Linked DNA regions of Homo sapiens: region 2 is linked to region 1. Evidence: read pairs that join two places in POLR2A ChIA-PET (ENCODE). Cell type or tissue: MCF 10A. All regions are shown on one strand.

Evidence for each region. ChIA-PET counts read pairs that join two places held together with the same protein. Peaks named below come from ENCODE experiments on the same cell type or tissue, not always from the same donor. Only the 100,000 strongest peaks of a DNase experiment are listed, where the experiment ranks them.
Region 2: POLR2A ChIA-PET joins it to region 1 with 6 read pairs; 2 of 35 experiments call an interaction of 5 or more read pairs at or near these places.

Annotation. Positions count from the first base shown.
Region 1 is chr10:93,461,351-93,469,350 of GRCh38, reverse strand. All of the region lies in intron 1 of MYOF (myoferlin), which reads left to right. Among named protein-coding and RNA genes, the nearest start is that of MYOF, 17 kb to the left of the region's middle. RefSeq lists an enhancer at 1-37. In MCF 10A, no CTCF peak of the experiment used is centred here; DNase peaks (open chromatin) are centred at 650, 2,810, 3,400, 7,380 and 2 weaker places.
Region 2 is chr10:94,405,582-94,413,581 of GRCh38, reverse strand. All of the region lies in intron 1 of TBC1D12 (TBC1 domain family member 12), which reads right to left. Among named protein-coding and RNA genes, the nearest start is that of TBC1D12, 7.0 kb to the right of the region's middle. In MCF 10A, no CTCF peak of the experiment used is centred here; no DNase peak of the experiment used is centred here.

The DNA.
Region 1 (8,000 bases):
TGGCTCACTGCAACCTCTGCCTCCCAGGCTCAAGTAATTCTCCTGCCTCAGCCTCCCAAGTAGCTGGGACTACAGGAGTGCACCACCATGCCCGGCTAATTTTTTGTGTTGTTAATAGAGACAGGGTTTCACCAAGTTGGCCAGGCTGGCCTCGAACTCCTGACCTCAAGCGATCCACCCACCTCGGCCTCCCAAAATGCTGGGATTATGGGCGTGAGCCACCATACCTGGCTCATGGGTATAATCTTATCTGTTCTCCACAACAACACAAGCAGGTGCTGAAGGCAGATATTCATACCGATTGTGCAGATGAAGATATTTAGACTCAGATATCAAGGGAGGCCAAAGCTGTGTAGCCAGAAAGAGGCAGGGAAGGACTAGAAGCTGGGTCTTGGGATGCTTGGTCCTTTGCTTTTTCCCACTGCTTCATATATGGTTGGTTTTCTTTGTGCTTGGCGTCTTCTCATTTTAATTCCACCCTCTGTCCTTGTCCCAGGCCCCACTGACAAACAACAGCTCACAAACACTCCTGACTCCCAGCTCTCCCTCTGATCTGCAGCAAACAACCAGCCCAGCTTGCTAAAGCGCCCAGAGGTGAAAGCCATGCACAGCATAGGAAGGAGGGTTGAGGAAAGTAGATTAAACTGCTGGCAGGGCCCAAAATTCCAGTGAAAGAGATGACTAATGATGAGACACCAGGGTCTGAAGCTGAGGTTAAATTCAACTGGAAATTCTTGGCCTGGGAGGGATAGGATCTAATTATCAAGATTTTTCACTCCGCGCTTTGCATTTGTTTTCAAGGTTGTTTTAAGTGACTATTTTATTTTCTCTTGATACCATCTCTTGGAGCGAGGAAGGACAGAGGACTGGATCCTCCCAAAGCTTGCCTGAAGGAAGCAGTTGATAGTTCTGATTCCAACACCTGGTAATGTCCCCTGTGTCTTGGGCATGGGTATGCTTTCTCATTTGATCCTTGCTGCAATTCTACCAGGTGGGCTTTTGTATCCCCTTTTTAGAGGACACTCGGGACTTAAGAGGCACTGTAGGCCCTACCTCCTCAGCTGGGTTTGAAATGTATTTGCTGAGTACTTGAGACTTAATTCATTCTCTAGCAAATTATGTGAAATATACTAGTCAGAAGCCAGAGAGGTTGAGTGGCTCCAGAGCCAGAAGACCTATATTCAAATTCTGGCTTTGTTTCTTACTAGCAGGTAATCCTGGACAAGCTACTTAACTTTCTTGTGCCTTGAATAAGGATCATAATAATAATAGGTAACATTTACAAAGCCCTTAGAAGAGTGCCTGGCAGATGGTAAACCCTATAGTTGGTAGGAATTATTCCTGGGCATTAGATACCAATCTTTATTAATGAAGAAGTCTAGATATGAAGAGCTGGAGTAAGTAGACCAAGTTCACACCACTGGAAGGTCTGAAAAAGTGACAGGTCGCCTGGCACCCTCTGCCTGCAGTGGCAGTTAAGAGCACAGGTTTGCTGAGAATGATGGTTTCCAGTTTCATCCATGTCCCTACAAAGGACATGAACTCATCATTTTTTATGGCTGCATAGTATTCCATGGCATATATGTGCCACATTTTCTTAATCCAGTCTATCGTTGTTGGACATTTGGGTTGGTTCCAAGTCTTTGCCATTGTGAATAGTGCCGCAATAAACATACGTGTGCATGTGTCTTTATAGCAGCATGATTTATAATCCTTTGGGTATATACCCAGTAATGGGATGGCTGGGTCAAATGGTATTTCTAGTTCTAGATCCCTGAGGAATTGCCATACTGACTTCCACAATGGTTGAACTAGTTTACAGTCCCACCAACAGTGTAAAAGTGTTCCTATTTCTCCACATCCTCTCCAGCACCTGTTGTTTCCTGACTTTTTAATCATTCTCAGCAAACTATCGCAAGGACAAAAAAACCAAACACTGCATGTTCTCACTCATAGGTGGGAACTGAACAATGAGAACACATGGACACAGGAAGGGGAACATCACACTCTGGCGACTGTTGTGGGGTCGGGGGAGGGGGGAGGGATAGCATTAGGAGATATACCTAATGTTAAATGACGAGTTAATGGGTGCAGCACACCAACATGGCACTTGTATACATATGTAACAAACCTGCATATTGTGCACATGTACCCTAAAACTTAAAGTATAATAATAATAAAATTTAAAAAAAAAGAGCACAGGTTTGGAAACAAGGCTGACTTGGGTCTGAAGCTCAGCTCTGCCACTTACTGGCTCTATGATCTCGGGCAAGTCAGTTAACAACCCTGATCCTCAGTTTCCTTATCTGTAAAATGAGCATACTCATATCTCCTATTTTTGTTGTTGTTGTTTGTTTGTTTGCTTGTTTGTTTGAGATAGGGTCTTGCTCTGTCACCCAGGCTGGAGTGCAGTGGCCTGATCACGGCCCACTGCAGCCTTGATCTCTAGGGCTCAAGTGATCCTCCCACCTCAGCCTCCTAAGTGAGTAATTGGGACCACAGGTGCAAGCCACCATGCCAGGCTAATTTTTAAATTTTTTGTAGAGATGGAGTCTCATTATGTTTCCCAGGCAGGTCTCAAACTCCTGGACTCAAGCCATCTCCCACCTCTGGCCTCCCAAAGTGCTGGGATTACAGGTGTGAGCACTGCGCCCAGCCTCCCTTGTAGGGAACAGACGTGAATGTGTTTAATATGCCCAGCACACAACACAAACACCAAGGCAGTCAAGCCAGGTGCCTGGCCCTCCTGGGAGCCCTTCCCAGCAGCCCTGGCAGTGAGCAGAGCTGGGACATGACCACGCCCCAGCATCAGCTTTTAGGAAGCAGATTCTGGCTGAGTCATTCAAATGGACTGGACTTCACTGCAGCTCCCTTGGAAAATGTGGGTTTGATTCAAGAGCCTGTACATCTGAAAGGTCATTCCCAGAGGCCAGTGGGGCACTGGGTGTGGAGAGGGGAGCAGTCACCCCTCCTGCCTTTTTGCTGGGGCATTTCTGTTTATCAGTGATATCAGTGACTGTTTCAGAAATGTCCCAAACAGCCTCGCTTTGTATCCTGTTGCCACTTGCCCAAAATGCCTTTCTCCTAGAACCTGTTTGGCAGCATCTTCCTGGAACGATAGGGCAGCCAAGGTTGGAAAGCCAAAGTCAGAGACACTCCTGGAGAGGGGTCCACCTGATGGGCCCTGTGTCCCTGTGCTCCCCCAGGTGTCTCTCAAGTCCCCAGGGTGGAGGCGTTTCTGCCAGCCCTTCTCAGAAACTTCTCTGCCCCTTGTTGATAGTAGAAATTAGCCAGCTCCTGGAGGCTGCCAGGCTGCCTGCCAGAGAGGAGCAGTCACTGCTCACATGCCAGCTGCCCCAGGGAAACTCAGAAGCCTGGAATGGAGCCACGTGGAAGAAATATTCCACCAGGGCGGTCCCAGCCTCACAGGGCACTTCCTCCAGTCACAGGGGCCCTGCCCTCCGGAGCTCCACAGCCTGGGAACTCCCTGGGGGGATGCAAGGAGGCTGCCCTGGTGCTGTAATAAGAAATCATCTAGCTGTGTGCGGTGGCTCACGCCTGTAATCCCAGCACTTTGGGAGGCGGAGGTGGGCGGATCACCTGACGTCAGGAGTTCGAGACCAGCCTGGCCAACATGGTAAAACCCCATCTCTACTCAACATACAAAAAGTAGATGGGCATGGTGGCACATGCCTACAGTCCCAACTACTTGGGAGGCTGAGGCAGGTGAATGGCTTGAATCCAGGAGGTGGAGGTTGCAGTGAGCCGAGATTGTGCCACTGCACTCCAGTCATCTCAAAAAAAAAAAAAAAGAAAAGAAAAAAAAGAAAGAAAAAAGAAAAGAAAAAGAAAGAAATCATCTGATAGCTCTCATTTGTTTAGTGCTTACTGTGTGCCAGGCCCTGGGCTGGGCACTTTGTATTCATTCTTTCATTTAATCATTAAAGCCGCCTAGTAATCACACTTATATGAACTTATGAAGTCCAATTTACTCCGTCATGGAGAAATTACTATGTAGTAAGCGTTGTGGGGGGAATAACAATATTAATAATACATAGTCTCAGCCTTCAAGGCATCACCCTCTTGTCTTAATCCTCCAACTTTGGAAACTAATTGCTTTTTGTCTCTTTCGACCGGGGTTTGAATCCCAGCTCCATCACTTACTAGCTGTATGACCTCTAATAAGTTGCTTAACCTCTCTGTGTCTTGGTTTCTTCCTCTGTAACTGGGAATGATCATAATAGAATTTATCTGTTAGAGTTGTGAAGATTAAGTGAGAGAATCCATGGGAAGTACTGGGAACAGTGACTCAGTTCAGAGCACTTAATAATAAGTGCTAGCCATGTATGGGTGTGGTTCAGGGGTGTGTGAAATGTTAGGCAAAATGGCAGATGAATTCATATGGGGCTTTATATATCTCAAAAGAAAGGAGGCATGACCCAGAGACCTAGAAAAGGGGAAGAAGTACTTCTGAATGGGAGATCAAATGTAGACTCTTGGCTGAACCTAGAGATCTTGTTGTTCTATTTTGTCTACCGAAGAGCTGAGTTACTTAGGGAGCTTTTGTAGACAGCACCCTAACTTTTCCTGAGGCCATTTCAGAAAGACACAGCAATCTAACCGTTCAGGACTTGGGGGGCACATCATAAAGGTTATGTACCATAAGTCTGGGGGAAAACTTAGAGATTATATATCTCGTCTGAATGCATCAGTTTATATATGAGGGACTCTGAGCTTGGGGGTTCAGCCTTATATTTTCCTAAGATAACAGCTCAAAGGAAGAGAAGTCACAGATATGAAAGTTCAGTCAGAGGGGCTGGGCCGACATCTGTGCTTTTCCCTGCAGGATTTTTAGGATCAGTGAGACGGTGTGTATTTGGAAGCATTTCAAATGTGTTACCATCGTGTTACTTCCGTGGGCACCTGGTGTTATTGGTTGGACTAGTCAGGATTCTCCAGAGCAGCAGAAGCAATGGGATGTGTGTGCATGTGTTTGTGCAGAGACAGAAAGAGAGATTTTAAGGAACTGGCTTATGCAGTTGTGGGGGCTAGCAAGTCTGAAATTTGCAGGGCGGGCCAGCAAGCTGGAAATTCATGTAAGAGTTGATGTTGCAATCTCTAGTCTGAATTCCACAGCTTAGAAAACTCAGGCAGGGTTTCTATGTTAGAGTCTAGAGGCAGAATTTCTTCTCCAGGAAACCAGTTTTTGCTTTTAAGACCTTCAACTGTTTGGATGAGGCCCATCTAAATTATAGAGGGTAATTTTGCTTTACTTAAAGTCAACTGAGTGTAAATGTTTATCACATCTACAAAATACCTCGACAGCAACATCTGGACTTATGTTTGACCAAACAATTAGACACCACCATAGCCTAGCCAACTTGACATTAAAATGAACCAGCGCAGCTGACCACCGGCACAGATGTAGCAAGCCAGTCTCAGGAGTCCTGATGTCTTTCAGGCCTTTTTTTTTTTTTTTTTTTTTTGAGACAGGGTCTTGCTCTAACACCCAGGATGAAGTGCAGGGGTGTGGCCACTGCAGCCTTGACCTCCCAAGCTCAAGCAATCCTCCCACCTCAGCCTCCTGAGTAGCTGGGACTATTGGTGCATGCCAGTATGCCTGGTTAATTTTTAAATATTTTGTAGAGATGGGCCGGGTGTGGTGCCTCACGCCTGTAATTGCAGCACTTTGGGAGGCCGAGACGGGTGGATCATTTGAGGTCAGGAGTTTGAGACCAGCCTGACCAAAATGGTGAAACCCCCATCTCTACTAAAATACAAAAATTAGCCGGGCATGGTGGTGGGCACCTGTAATCTCAGCTACTCGGCAGGCTGAGGCAGGAGAATCACTTGAACACAGGAGGCGGATGTTGCAATGAGCCAAGATTGCACCACTGCACTAGATCCTGGGCGACAGAGTGAGACTCCCTCTCAAAAAAAAAAAAAAAAAAAAAAATTTGTAGAGACGAAGTCTCACTATGTTGCCCAGGCTGGTCTTGAACTCCTGGACTCAAGCGATCCTCTGGCCTTGGCCTTCCAAAATGTTGGGATTACAGGTATAAGCACCGCACTGGGCCAGGCCTTTTCAATAAGGTTCTGACACACTGGCTGGTAGGTGAACAGCAAAGGAAATGGTTCCGCGCAAGAGGGCGGGTGGTTTGGCTAAGAGAGCTGTTCAGTTCTCCCGGAAACCTTGTTTGGAGGCTGGCATTGGGGTTAATTACTGCAGTGGTGACCTCCGCAGAACTGAGTGAGAGGCAGGCGTAGCTAATCGGAAAACAGGAAATGTCCTGAAGAACGACTTGAGCCCTTGAGCACACTCAGAGTGTGCTCTGCATTTGAGTCAGTTGTTATGTTCTGAGCTGAAAATATTTTATTGCTTTCCATAGGAAGAAACAGTCATCTTAATAAAATTAGACGCAGGAGCCAGGTTGGGGGGTAGGTAATGTGGAGAAAGGGGAGGGAGTTTCCTGTAATTCAATTTGATGTTCAGTGCCTGCAGGTTTAACCTTTTTTTTTTATTTTTACAGAGGTAGAATAAAATAATTGACTAATATAAATATGTGACTGGCTGCTGATAAGAAAAATAATTTATCTACTTTTTTTTTTTTTGCCTGATGTGTTTATGTGTGAGAATAGGTTTTCAATAAAATGTAACATATACACATTTTGATAAACATCAGAGCCTCCTTCTTGAAAGAGATTGAGCTGGGTTTCTCCAGAAGGGTAGGAGCCAATGCCAGCCACTTAGTTTTTCCTTATTAGCTAGGGAAATGGGAGGTGCAGTGGTTAAATGCATGGGCTCAGGAGTCATACTAGACCTGGTTAGAGGGCTTCGTCCTAGCCCTGTGATCTTGAGCAAGTTACCTAACCATTCTGGGCTCTCTTTGCTTCTCTGCAAACTGAGGATAATAAAACAGTGCCTACGTCATAGGCTTGCCAGGAGGATTCAATGAAATGATGCATGTAAAGGGCTTAGCAGGCCGGGCACGGTGTCTCACGCCTGTAATCCCAGCACTTTGGGAGGCCGAGGTGAGCGGATCACTTGAGGTCAGGAGTTCGAGACTAGCCTGGCCAACATGGGGAAACCCTGTCTTTACTAAAAATATAAAAATTAGCTGGGTGTGGTGGCACACACCTGTAATCCTAGCTACTCAGGAGGCTGAGGCAGGAGAGAGATTGTAGTGAGCAAAGAGCGTGCCATTGCACTCCAGCCTGGGCAACACAGTGAGACTCTAACTCAAAAAAAAAAAAAGGTGGGGGGCTTAGCAATGCCCAGCCTGCAGTGAGCATCCCCTAGAGGTAATGCCATTAGCATCAACCTCACACAATGAGTGCCAGGAGCTGCAGGAAGTTCTGGTTGAATAGCTCCACCTGGTCTGTGGTCAACTGGCATCTGCCTGGACTCAGCCACTCCCCTTTGTTTTCAACACACAATTGAATCATGTGTTCAGGAACATGCATTGGGAGAATTGTTGGGCCACTTGGTTTTTCTCATGAGTTATAAAATTTTGAAGTTATAAAATCCAGTTTCTAATACCCTCCTCCTTTAAGTACTTATATCAGCCAAATGAAGCTTAGCCTGGTACTTGAGGCTTCACAGTGAGACCATAACCTTCCCACAAAGCCCGTTTGCCCCCTACCCAGTTCTATGCTCTTTGGTTCCAGCTGGTTGGGTCCTGGAGTGTCCCCAGATGTGACATAACTGGTTCTCCCTCCTCCATGCCTGATCCACCCACCCTATTGTGTCTACTGGAGTGAGCTCGTCTTCTGGCTCCACATTTTCAACCCCTCCTTGCCCTTGAATTCTCATCTAGCTCAGCCTCTGCATCTTCTGTGCACACAGCCTGAAGTCACCTTTCTTTCCTCTGAATTTTTCTGTGCATTGATACCCCTCTGATAGCAACTGAAGTCCTTTCTCTATCAGTCCCGTATAGCCACATTTCCTCTCCCCACTAGACCCCCTGAGGGCAGGAACCATGTCTTGGGTATTTTTGTGT
Region 2 (8,000 bases), 940 kb before region 1:
TTCCCTCTCTTTCTTATTTTGGCCACAGAAATAAGAAGCATAAGAAAGGCTGAAGCAGCAAATGTTGGAGGGGAGAAAACCATGTGCAGTGTGCAGGATTTCTTCTTAAAGGCACGGAAAAGAATTACAAATAGCAGCAGAAGGAAGGAAAAATAACACTTTTTTCATAGGCTATAAGAAAGGTAAAGGTATGCCAACAAACTGAGTAGACCTGAGGAAAATCTTACAAGTTAAAGCTTTTCACAAGACAGGCAAGCATGGCTATCTAAACAGCATAAAATGAAAATAAAAGATTTTTCCCATTAATAAAAAGGAAGCCAAGAATGAATTTGTCCGAAATAATTTCTCATCCAAGTAAAGGCTAGCAAAGTACTTAAAGATTTGTATTTTGAATCTGTTCTCTATTATACACCTCTGTTTATACTCATCAATTACATAGTACCTGAATATGACCCAATTTTAAATCAGTAAAGCAATGTGAGCTATAAAGGTGTGTTGTACTTTCAGTCACTACCTGAGGAGACCTGCCTATTAACCAGCCCAGTATTTCAGTGGTTATAGTCGGGGAATCGCCTGCATCAGAATCACCTGGGGGTCTTTTTAAAAAGTTGGATTCCTGGTGGACCCCACCCAGGATCTACTTGGGTCTCAAGGAATCTGCATTCTTAACAACCCTCCCCCTTCCAAGTAATTTTAAACACTAAATTTAAGAATCACTGTAGTAGGGTCCAAGCAACTATCAGCCATAACTATCTGAAGATAACTCATAGTGTAGCTAACAGAGTTCCTAGGGAGAAAAAAGCTGTCTCAAAAAGGACACACTTTGCCTTTCTGCATACATTTAGAGATGGATAACAGATGTATCGTCTCAAAATCTCCAAATGTTTCCACTCTTTCCCAAAACCTTCCTACCACAACATACTAAGTATGAAATGCATGAGTAAGCCAAGTTAAACATTTCATGGACTTAAACTAAAAAATTGGCTTTGCCTGTCTATAAAAGTTCCTTAAGACAATAAAAGATACAAATATTTTAATCTTTCTCAGCATTCCTTTCGGTTCCTTCTCAGATTTGCTTTTTAGTCAAAGCTTCAAGACTTCGGGAAATGTCATATCACTACATCAGAATCTATTTTAACATCCATCCAATCCCATGTATAAATTATGTTTAAAAATCTTCTTCTGCACAAATTGTGTAACGTTTCCCCAGACAGGACACAAAAATTCATCCAGTATCTTCCTTTCTTCAAATCAGTGGATTTCAGTGGTGAAGCTGAGGAAGGTGTTATAGTAGTCTTGCTACTGTCTGAATAATAACATTTGAATCTTCACTATATGCCACATAGTTAAAACAAAGAATGTAAAATATTATTTAACCCTCATGGCAATCCCATGAATTAGGCATTATTATTATCCCCATTTTATGGATGAGTTGCCTAAGATCCAGAGAAGTCCAGAATTAAAGAGCTAGTAAGCTAATTCAAACCCAAGCAGCCTAACTTTAGAACCAGCATTTTTAAGCACCATACCATCCTGTAATTTGAAGATGCCACCTAGGATTAAGCAATTCACTAAAACCTAGTTGACAATCTGAATCAACTGTGAGCAATTTTCTCTTTTTTTTTGGAGACAGTCTCACTCTGCCATCCAGGCAGGAAGGCAGTGGTGTGACCATAGCTCACTGCAGCCCCGACCTCGCTGGCTCAAGTGATCCTCCCACTTCAGCCTCCCGAGTAACTGTGGCTACAGGTGCACACAACCATGCCCAGCTAGTTTTTTTATTTTTTGAAGAGACAGCCTCTCACTATGTTGCCTAGGCAGCCTTGAACTCCTTGGCTGAAGCAGTCCCCCCACCTTGGGCTCCGAATGCAGGCATGAGCCACTGGGCCCAACCACGCAACTTTCTAAAAATGCAAATTCACCAGCCAAATAATAGGTCTCCTGAATCTGACTAGGCGGAGGCTGTGAATTAGAGAATCTAATTTTTTAAATGTGTTTTTAGGTGATTTTTAAATTTTTTTAAATAAAATGAGATGGGGTCTTGCTATGCTGCCCAGGCTGGAACTCCTGGCCTCAAGCAAATCTCCTGCCTCAGCTTCCCAACGTGCTGGGATTGCAGGCATGAGCCACTATATCTGGGTGCTTTCAGGTGATTTTGAATATACCAAAAGCTACAAACAACTGCACTAGTTCATCAAAGTGCTACAGTGGCAACCTTCATGAAATAACTCATGGTCTGGAAGTTAAAGGCTTAAATTCCAGTTAATTGATTAACTAAAATGTACTTATTACCCCATTCTCTCTCTCACTACTCCTCCCCACCTCAAAGAAATAAGAAAAAATAGATCTAGAATTTGCTACAGAAAAGAAAGAAGAGCTGATGCACTGTGCCATCTTCACATGAAAAACTAAACAAAGATCACTGATATTTCTATCATGATTACCCTAAGGCAGAGTTAGACCTTTGCTAAAAGAAACATTAAAGGTGGAATTTAGAGTTGAAAGGAATAGTCCTATCTCTGGCATGCCTCTCATTTTACAGAGGGAAAAAAAAATTCTGTTTTTTTTCAGCTTTCTCTTTAACTCAGTTCACATTTGTAGTATTTAACCAGTAAATATTTGTGGTCCACTACTGTGTGTGCAACAGAATTGTGTATTATAATACCATGATATTAGAACTGAAGGGACTCTGAATCTCCCAATTTCATAGATAAGGAAACCGAAGTCCAGAAATTTAGTGATTTGTCCAAGGTAACAGAATTATTTAATGGCAGAAGTTGTTACCTAGGACAAAAACCAAGTTACTTATCTCTCAGGCATTGTATTTTCACTACACCAAAAGCTAAGTTTTTGCTCTTAAATTTATAATTCATAGAAATCAGTGTATTAGCTTCAAGCCCTAGGAACAGATCTACAGTCTAGTTGTAATTCTTACATTAATTAGCTATCTGACTTTGGACAAATAACTGTAAAATAAAAATAAACCCTACCCTTCCTAGGTCACAGTAATATGTCAAGAACAACAACCAAAAAAAAACTGTGGCTGGGCACGATGGCTCACACCTGCAATCCCAGCACTTTGGGAGGCAGAGGTGAGCAGATCACCTGAGCTCAGGAGTTCGACACCAGCCTGGGCAACATGGTGAGACCTCATCTCTGAAACAAAAGAAAAGAAAAAAAACACATATGAAAATAATTTTAGAAAACTGTGAAATTATGTAGAACTAAGATACACTTTCATATTTTTTCCCAGAGGCAAACAGGTACTGGTTTTTAAATCTTGTAAATACTGCCCCTAAATAGTGTGCAGTGAAAAGCTTTGAATATCATTGTTCTAGGTTAAACAATGAGTTACCATGCATAACTCATTTCCAATATTAAATTAATACCATCTTGTTAGATCATATCTAGCAAATAAAAGATTATTTATCTGTCAACAGCATCATTGGCTTTCCATGGAGTATTAAGGCATGAATAAGGTGATCATAGAAGTTCCTTCCACTTAAAAGATCTAAAAACTTAAAAGTAAAAACTTTCACTTAAAAGTAACACAACCACTCCCCAAATAAAAACCTTTTAGTCAAAATCTCTATAATGAATAAAATGTGAAGTTTAATTAATAACATTGTACAAATGTTAGTTCCTTAGTTGTGACAAATGTACCATAAATATAAGGTGATGTTAACCAAAGGGGAACTGGGGGAGGGGTGTGGAAACTCTTGGTATTACCTTTGCAACTTTTCTACAAATCTAAAACTATTTAAAAATAAAAGATTTTAAAAATTAAAAATTAATCTCTATGGCCATTTTGGATAATGTAGAGATTTCTATCAAACAAGTAACTCCAAGTTAGTATTATAATAATAGTCTGCTTTGCTTACAAGTGTGTAGTAAAAAATGTTAATTTGGCCAGATGCGTAGCTCATGCCTATAATCCTAGCACTTTAAAAGGCCAAAGCGGGCAGATCACTTGAGCCCAGGAGTTTGAGACCAATCTGAGAAACATGGCAAAACCCTGTCTCTATAAAAAATACAAAACAAAATTAGCAGGTCGTAGTGGTGCATGCCTGTAGTCTCAGCTACTTGGGAGGCTGAGCTGAAAGGATCAATTGAGCCCAGGAGTCTGAGGCTGCAGTGAGCCGTGCCACCGCATTCCAAGCCTGGATGACAGAATGAGATCCTGTCTCAAAAAAAAAAAAAAAAAAAAGTTAATTTAATTTAGCACTTCAAAGTAATATGTTTGAGTGCTTAAATTATCTTACTTCCACAAAAATCAGAGTTTCTGAATACGTTCTACCTAATTTGTATTCAGGTTATCACATCTCTAATCTGCCAGCTGAATGAAAGCCACAAATTCCTAAGTTGAAGTCCTGAACCAATGCTGGATTTCCGGTGCTTTAGTGTAGGTCCCTAGAGTGTTGTTTTTTGGGGGGTTTTTAAAAGAAAATACGGGATCTGAGGTAGGGGAAGGAGTGACACACAGGGAAAAGATATAAAAGGCTCTTGAGCTAGCTCCCCAATTTAACATAATGGTAGCTTCACAACATTCTAAAATCCTAATAGACTTTTGTGTTTATTCTAGAGCAATTAATTACGTATTATTTTCAGTTTTCCTAAAATTTTAAACATTAATTATAGTAGCACAGTTGATCCTGAACAAAACAGGTTTGAATTCAATAGATTCTTCCTTCATTCTCCTTGTAAATAATTATATCAGAGTATTAAAAAGCTGCCCACTTTGGGGAGCTTTTAAAATCTTTTAAAACATCAGAAGTTTCATATTTTGCCTTTTCTTTAGTGATTTGAGAAAGGAATTTTTTTTGAGAAACTCACTTTGAAACTGTCGTTTTTTATTTTAGTTGACTGGTGGAGGCACTATGGAACAAGTAAGGGAGACTTATAGGACAGAGATGTTTATGATGGCTCAGTCAGATGGATGAATTATGATTTTGTCAACTAGCACAAATTCTAGGTGGAAAAAAGGACGTGGCTGACTTTGTTGTTTCTGAGAACCTTAAATTAAGAAAAAACTATACCTATAGGAATTTAGATTTTTCCATGTCATATTTAATAAAAACAAAAAAACTTCATTGGTTTTCATATTAGGGAGAATGGAGACTATCTAGATGTAAAAAGAAATCACTAAAAGAGCCTTTAGTTTTTCCTACTCAACCCAACCATTGTAAAAAGAGCTCTGTGAAAATAGCTTTTGCCACAATATTTAGGAAGTTTCAGAAGTCAACAACTACAGAGAAAGCCACATGGATCTGTATGTTTCAAAATCTATAAAGTCAATTTTCTTTTCAGATAAAGGGAAAAAAATCTCCAATTATTCCTTCCCTACCTTAGCAATGCCCTTTATTCACCAAATTCATATAAAGACTTGGGAAAAAAAATCAGCACTACCAGGAAACACAGATAAGTGTCTATGTTTTTAAAAACAGTAACTATGCCAATGCAATCCTAACAAGCTTCAAAACTATTAAATGGCCTAAAAACAAACAAACAGAAAACTATGAAAGAGTCTATCTATGTAAAAAATAAACCATTCTACTTAGAAAACAAGACATGAATTTACTTGAAGAACCCACAAAAACGGTTTAGAACTTTTTTTAAGAGACATGGTCTCACTCTGTCACCCAGGCTAGAGTGCAGTGACTCAATCATGGCTCACTGCAGCCTTGAACTCTTGGACTCAGGCAATCCTCCTGTTTCAGCCTCCAGAGTAGCTGGGACTACAGGCATACGCTACCATGCCCAGCTTAGAACTATTTTTTAAAAAGAGTAACAAATGGATCTTTGGGGAATTAAGGCAAGCTTGGAAACACAAAAGACTTCAAAAAAGCTTTCACTCCTCCTTACTGCTGAGTGGTACCCATCTAGCATTTCAACTTTTTTTTTTTTTTGAGACGGAATCTGTCACCCAGGCTGGAGTGCAGTGCCACGATCTCAGCTCACTGCAACCTCCCCCCAGGGTTCTAGCAATTCTCCTACCTCAGCCTCCTTAGTAGCTGGGATTACAGGCACCCACCACCACGCCCAGCTAATTTTTTTGTATTTGTAGTAGAGACAGGGTTTCGCCACATTGGCCAGGCTGGTCTCGAACTCTTGACCTCAGGTGATCCACCCGCCTCAGCCTCCCAAAGTGTTGGGATTACAGGCGTGAGCCACTGCGCCCAGCTGCATTTCAATTTTTATAGACAGGAAAGGGTCAAGGATCTGAGGGAATGTTACTTTTAGGGCTCTGACAGCCAAGTCACCATAAACACAGAAAGGTGTCCATGTGAAGCTGAAGCAAGCCCCCAGTAGGGACTGAAATAGAACTCACCTCATGTGGAAGGGAAGGAAAGTGGGAGATGACCACTAAGGCCCTCCAAATGAAAGCAGTCATATTCTAAATGAATTCCTGTTTTTCCTATATATCTACCAAAATGATGTGTCTTAACATAATACTATGTAGTAATAGATACATTGTGTAAAATGCTCCCCCCTCTTTACTTAAGTAAACATAAAACTGTTTTTTTTTTAAGGTTTCTCGTATAGATTTTTGCCTAATTAAGGGAAAGAGAAGAACGAAGTGGGAAGGGAAGAAGAAGGAAAGCATGGAGGATAAATAGGTGGGAGAGAAAAGAGCCATAAAGTGAACAAAGGTTGTAGACTGAACATAAACATGGATTGGGAAATCAGGAATCCTGGTTTCAAATCCCAGCATGCCACTAGCTAACTAAATTACCTTCTTTAGACAATGAGATTCCTCATCTAAAAAAATGAAGTGGGAGTAAGGGTTGCACCCAAGAACAAGATTCCATCCCAAACAAGCCACTTCCAAAGAGAGCCCTCACCTGGAGCTTCAGAGTTGAGAATAGCAACTATGCATTTAGGGGTAGGGTTGGATCTCTTGGGTTGTGTTGTGAGACAGGGGTAATTTCTGATTATTTTCACTGAGGATGGAGATTCTGCTCAAAATTACACTACCTAGCTAGAGCACAGTAAAAGGGAATCCATGAAAGCTACCTATTCAACCCAATCTGAATGGTGTTCTTCATACCAGTGGCTAGGTATTATAGATTCAGAGATGAATGTCACAGTTCCTGCCTTTAAGGTGTTCAGAATTCATTTAAGAAAAACTGTGCCTCTCTGACTCTGCCCTTTCTTTCCCAAGAATGTCATATAAAGGAAGCACTGACTCCTAGAGTCTTGACATTCAGACCTCTATCAGGAAAAATGAGGCTTAGAGAAATTAACTTTAGGGCACCTGTTTTCTGACTTCAAATCCAGTGCTCTGACACATATGAATAATGTGGCCATATGAATGTCATCTAGCTATATTAAGTTCTATTAGTCTATAAGTAAAAAAAATTTACAAATTAAATCAAAATTCCTGCCTACTTAAAACACATGGGAAATGAAAGAAAAAATAAAATTCCTGCCTACTGTTAATAATATGAAAGCCTCCTATAAATAACATTGTTGGCTGGGGCAGTGGTTCACACCTGTAATCCCAGCACTTTGAGAGGCTGAGGCGGGTGGATCACCTGAGGTCAGGAGTTCAAGACCAGCCTGGCCAACATGGTGAAACCTGGTCTCTACCAAAAATACAAAAATTAGCCAGGCGTGGTGGCGGGTGCCTGTAATCCCAGCTACTTGGGAGGCTGAGGCAGGAGAATCACTTGAACCCAGGGGGGCAGAGGTTGCAGTGAGCCAAGATGGCACCACTTCACTCCAGCCTGGGCAAAAGAGGGAAACTCCATCTCAAAAAAAAAAAAAAATGTTCAGAAATTGCAATGTATATATATGCATCTGTCTTCAAACTTAATCCCCATTAGCCTGCACCCCACCTGCAGGTAAGGGACAGTTTTCTAAATCATCTCTATTCACAATGCATGGCAGAGAGCAAGAACTCAAGAGTATACTAGTTGAATTTGTTATCTCCAAAGCCCCTCCCAGATCTAAAATTGCCTGACATCTGACCTCAAAACATGACCAAGATAGATATGACC